Regions from separate parts of the Homo sapiens genome. Here region 1 is linked to region 2. A link is an interaction called in ENCODE POLR2A ChIA-PET data of the cell type or tissue named here. Cell type or tissue: PC-3. All regions are shown on one strand. Links, peaks and the distances in the headings refer to the core of each region. The heading gives the core; the rest is flanking DNA.

What was found. ChIA-PET counts read pairs that join two places held together with the same protein. Peaks named below come from ENCODE experiments on the same cell type or tissue, not always from the same donor. Only the 100,000 strongest peaks of a DNase experiment are listed, where the experiment ranks them.
Region 1: POLR2A ChIA-PET joins it to region 2 with 11 read pairs; 2 of 35 experiments call an interaction of 5 or more read pairs at or near these places.

The regions. Positions count from the first base shown.
Region 1 is chr3:174,957,575-174,960,510 of GRCh38, reverse strand. All of the region lies in intron 1 of NAALADL2 (N-acetylated alpha-linked acidic dipeptidase like 2), which reads right to left. Among named protein-coding and RNA genes, the nearest start is that of NAALADL2, 100 kb to the right of the region's middle. In PC-3, for the core only: no CTCF peak of the experiment used is centred there; no DNase peak of the experiment used is centred there; H3K27ac peaks cover 383 bases.
Region 2 is chr3:174,647,419-174,650,354 of GRCh38, reverse strand. It overlaps a transcript of NAALADL2 not described here. Among named protein-coding and RNA genes, the nearest start is that of NAALADL2, 210 kb to the left of the region's middle. In PC-3, for the core only: no CTCF peak of the experiment used is centred there; no DNase peak of the experiment used is centred there.

The sequences.
Region 1 (2,936 bases), core at 327-2,826, 310 kb before region 2:
AACACTCAAATCTCAATTGCTTCTTATTCATAGTAAGTCCAAGATGAATGTTCTTGATTAAAGAGCAGCTTTTTCTCCAAATGGTGATTGACATTCCATCGCCAGAACTCAGTCATATGATCACACTTAATACCAGGAAAACTGGAAACTATATTCTAGAAAGTGTTTCCAGAAAAAGGACAGAGTTGTTTATCAACTATGATATTTTCTATACTAATTCTGACATACCCAATAATAGAGCTAAAAAGAACTTCAACAATCTTCTAAGCACCTAATTTTATAGATGAGGATGATGATGACTGGAATAGTTTAGCACCTTATTAAAGTCAACAATAAGGTTAATGTAGAATCTAGACTTTACCACTTATTGCCTGATAGTAAGGCCAGTTCATGCCATTTCTAATAGACCTTGTTAAAACAGCTTCTGCTACTCCAAAGCATTAACTACGGGGTCTGCAGCCAACTTTGCCCCCACAAGACTCCCATCATCATATCTGCAGACCTAAAGTCTATTGCCAGCTGGCCAGGAAACTCACTTAGAGTGAACAGGACCTTTAAGGGACAATTAACTTTAAGAATTCGATACTTTCATATAAGATAAGGACAAATCTTGTCAAAAGCAATGGATGTCAACTCATAAATAAAATAGCACAAGATACTGCTAACAAATCTAAGTGATTGCCTTGCGTATTAAAATGACATAATCTAACTAGAAGATGAGTGCTTAAGCCTGTATTCAGTTAAGTCACTTGGATAAAAGGCATTACTTTGGGCATGTGATAACCGAAATTTAGACTCTTCATTCTCAATGCTTATGCAACCTTACTTTGCCTAGAGATAAGAAATTACTATTTCCCATGCAATAGATACACTTCCAGAAAAACATGTTAATCTTTGCAATTTCTTTGCTTTTCCCAGATCATCATTTAATGAACACATTCACTGTGCATACTTTAGAATCTTTCCCAGGGACCTCACTGATTCCCCTATGTATTGTGCTCAGCAATCTTGTTAAATTTTGTGAACTCACCGCACTAGTGCCCCTCTGTGATATAACTCCTCAGAACAATCACCAATTGTATGTTTCCAGAGCCTGTGGGCAGCAGGCAGCACAATGGCACAAAGTATCTGTTTTGCCAACAAAATAATAATCTCCAAGATTAGGGTCTATTTTTACTTGATTTTAAGGTATGAACAATTCCTATTTTCAGGTTGCCTATACTCTGACATAGCCCCGTGAATAGTTATCCAACAGTTTACCAGTAACATCATGTCAGCTGAGTCCCTAAGAGTGCCAAACAAACATATGCTACCGCAAAAGCAGTTGAAAATTGGCCTGGTTTTTACAAACTAAAACTTGCAGCATTCTAATGTCTCTAAGTACACTACCATAAAACAATGTTTAAGGAACTGTTGTCACAGTTACTCTCAAAGCAGATGTCCACCAAATTCATTTCACAATTTCCTGAATTAGACTTCTCCAGCATCAAAACACCAATAGAAAACTGTTGCGTTAAACTTCAAGAGAACATGCCAACACTTCGGAAATAATTACTTTTTGAATGATAGTTATTACATAAACAATTGATTGCACTGCTAAGTGCTTATAAATGCCTCATAAAACAAACCTAATATAAGCAATCATATTATCTACAAGCAACAACAGATATAATTAAATTTCTTATGACTGTACAAGACAGTCTTTTCCAACTTCGCACTGATTGAATGTAAGCAGTCTAAATATAGAAAGAATTCATCAAGAATTAAAATTTATCACAAATTCAACAAATGTATTAACCTATTTGTAATGTAAGAAGAAAAAATGAAACCAATGTTATGCAAATGTGGCAGTTTTGCTATTTCAACTACATAACTCTCCTTGTGCTGGCACTTGTTTCACGTAGAAGATTCACAAAGAAAAACTAAAACAGAGATTTGAACTGCACGTGTAATCAGTTATTGAATCACTCCACTTAAAATTCAATTTCAATAACTATTGGAGTAATAGAGTATAAACCCTTGGGGATGGATAAAAGTGGTGATGTAACAAACACTGGACTCTCTGGGGAAACAGATGTTATCTTATTATCTGTGCTTCCCATTCCTGACACTTTGGACCACCTACCTGATCTTTTTTCCACTTGGAGACAAAGCCACTCTTTCAATATCTTCATTTACTTATTCAATAAATAGCTATTGGGCATCTAATATAGTCTAAGCATGCTATTACATTTTAGGAATACAAATAGAAATATGGTAAGTTCCCTGCCATATTATATATATAATTGATTATTTATATATATAAATTGATTAGGCAAAGATAGACTTGTAAATAAGTAATTATAATAAAGGAATAAAGAAACTGAAAAAAAAAAAGTCTGGATATTGTTCAATGCTTAAACAGAAAGCAAGCTGTCAGTTCCTTCCGGAGGGGAGGATGGACTATGTTATGGTGAAAGGTTACATGGAAGAGGCGATGCATAGGATGAGTATGTGTTTTTTATCTGTCAGAGAAAGAAAAGATGTCCCAGAGAAAGGAAACTACATTAACAAACTACATTGGCAATGGGGAAAAATGAGTTTGCCAAGGATGATGCAGAGTTTGCAAGTTGAGGCAGGAATTAATTAGACAAAAATGGAATCCTGGTCTTCCTGTTTAGCTCATCCTTCCCCTCTGATCTAATTTAGACACACTGAGCCTCAAAGCTTCTTTATTCAATTCATTGAACTATCTTATTCTCTTGAAAACAGCCAGTAGAATGAACTATGAATCTGTCATCTCTGAGAGTTAATATGCTATTCATTTAAAGATTCTATTCCAAGCCTAAAAATAAATCAAAGAGGCAAATATTACACTGGTCAATGGAATGTTTCTTGGAATGAAATCAACAACTACAAAAAAAAAAAAATTCTCCTACCACAGTTTAAAACTTTTT
Region 2 (2,936 bases), core at 246-2,745:
AAGAAATGGATATATGGTGTTTTGCCTACTTATTTGATCACCTTTTCCATGGAGCATTTTGATGAATTGTATTTGAGAAACAATATTTTATAGACATTCAATGTCCCTCATAGCAATTTAAATGACAAAGATACACACACAAGTAGGTTCTTATTAGAAGGTACCTTTGGATTAAGGTTAAAATCTTCTACCCAATCCCTGAACCACATTTCACCATCATCTGAAGGTAAAGTTTATTGCACATGATGAATAAAAAATAAATTTGTTTAAACAAATGTAAAACATTTGTTATCATAGCTATTATTATCTTATTATTGATGACTTGCCACTTATATTGAAATAGCTTTATAAAAGTGGATTTATAAATTTTCCTTCATCTATGTGCTTTCTAATACATCTACTTCTCAAGAGAAGTGCAAGAAATGCTTTGTTGTATGTAAGATAGATATGAGCAATGTCTTGCCACAGAGATATAAAAAGATTTTAATACTCAGCCTAAAACAATGTACTATTTATTACCAAAAGAGATATAAGAAATAGGAACCCTATGTCTCATCTTCAGCTTCCACATGAATTAATTCTGCCACTTGAGAAAAATTAGGCTAGGTTATATTCCATTCATCTGTGTGTATGTATGTATAAAGGAATTTGGGGATGATATATTTCTTTCTGCTGTTCTTTCCCTCTAGCCTATTTCCAATATTAGAAATCATGAAAACTTGTTTTAACTCATTGTATTACTCTCTATGACTTGTCAGAGGGTCCAGAGACTAATCTGATACATAGTCTTAGAAATCAGATGAGCATATATGTAGTTTTCAAATATTGGAAATAGGCTAGAGGAAGAGTATTGAAAATGAAGAGCAAAAATAAAATAAAGAGCAAAGAAATCCTAAATATATGTTATGCATAAGGATGTAATGGAAAAGTATATAATATAAACGTATATATATGTATTTTATATAACTAGAAAATCAGAAAGAAGGACAACTACAAGTATGCTAATCTAATTTCTAAGACTATATATGGAATTCATCTGTGAACTCTCTGACAAGTCATAGAGAGTAATACAATGAGTTAAAACAGGTTTTCAGCTGGGCTTGGTGGCTCATGCCTGTAATCCCAGCACTTTGAGAGGCCGAGGCAGGTGATCTCCTGAGGTCAGGAGTTCAAGACCAGCCTGGCCAACATGGTGAAACCCCATCTCTACTAAAAATACAAAAATTAGCTGGGCTCGGTGGCAGGAGCCTGTAATCCCAGCTACTTGGGAGGCTGAGGCAGGAAAATCATCACTTGAACCTGGGAGGCAGAGGTTGCAGTGAGCCAAGGTAGCACCATTTCCTGGGCGATAAGAGTGAAATTCCAACTCCATCTCAAAACAACAACAACAAAACAAAAACAAAAACAAAACAGGTTCTCCTGATTAGATGCAGTGCAACTCATCAAATGATATAAAACCAACCTCTCTCTCTCAACACATATGTATACATATTGACACATATGTGTTATGTCTACAGATACAGGCATGCAAAAATTAAATATAAATAATTTCAAGCTTTATTATTCATTTAATATAGTCATATTTTCAAAGAGCAAGTACATCTTTCAATAAAAGTAGAGTGTGAAAGCTCTTTGTGGCATCAAGTAATAAAAAATATTAAAATTGTGATTAGAAAATACACAGATTCAGAAAAATCAAGGTTGTGATGAAATATTAAATGTTTAATCTAGTATTATTCTAATTGCCCAAGAATAAGATAGTGCTATACTGGAAACCATAAATAAAGTAACATTTTTCTTTTTAGGGTTGTCTATATAAGGAAGAGTTGTATGGAACCATGAAATATATACTTAGCATAGATTTTTGTTTACAGTAGCCCCCTCCCATATCTGCAGAGGATATGTTCTAAGAACTGCAGTAGATGTCTGATACTGCCAATAGTATCAAACACTATATCTACTAAGTTTTCTCCTATGCATACATAGCTATGACAAAGGTTTGTTTTTTTTTTTTTCTTTTTGGTGGTTGTTGAGGCAGAGTTTCACTCTTGTTGCCCAGGCTGGAGTGCAATGGCGTGATCTCAGCTCACTGCAACCTCTGCCTCCCGGGTTCAAGCGATTCTCTTGTCTCAGCCTCCCAAGGAGCTGGGATTGCACAGTAAGAGATTAACAATAATTATAAAATAGAACAATTATAACAATATACTGTAATAAAAGTTATATGAATGTGGTCTCTCCCTCTGAAAATATTTTATTATACTGTACTTCCCCTTTTTCTTTTTGACCATAGGTAACTGAAACAGTGGACAGTGGGGACTATTGTATTTACACACCCACATAATACCCTTTAACTTTTGTGTAACAGGACTATAGTTTGCATAGGAAAATGCATTTTTAAATACCACCTTCACAGTAAAGTTTTTTTATTTTGCTTCCAACCCTTCCTTTTGTACTGCCTTCTAGAATGTTTTGGAATGAGACTTGTGAGCAAACACTATATGATGTTCTTCTTTGCATTACAGTGCCAAGTGCATGGTTGGCATACAGTATATTTGGTTTAAACAGATGAAAGAAGAAACAGTCAATCAAGGGAGTCAAGTGAAAAAGATTTGTCACTGAATACTTCCTTAGGGTTATAGATCCTGGGTCAATTCTAGAGAAGAGGATTTAGATCTCTGTCACTGCACAACAGCTCTGTGAATAGTCAGGTTCCCCACACCCAGTGTAAATTGGCCATGGCACTGGCTCTCAGATATGTCTTGCTTAGACCATTTATTTCAACTTTTTCAATTAGTTGCCAACATTAAAAACAAAGGCATATCACATAAAATTTAGAATTTGAGATTGTCTCAAAAAATCAAGTCTGGCCACCCTATGCCCAAAGTAGCTCAAACCAAGTTACTTCAAAATCCTGTTGCTCCCTACAGACAAGACAT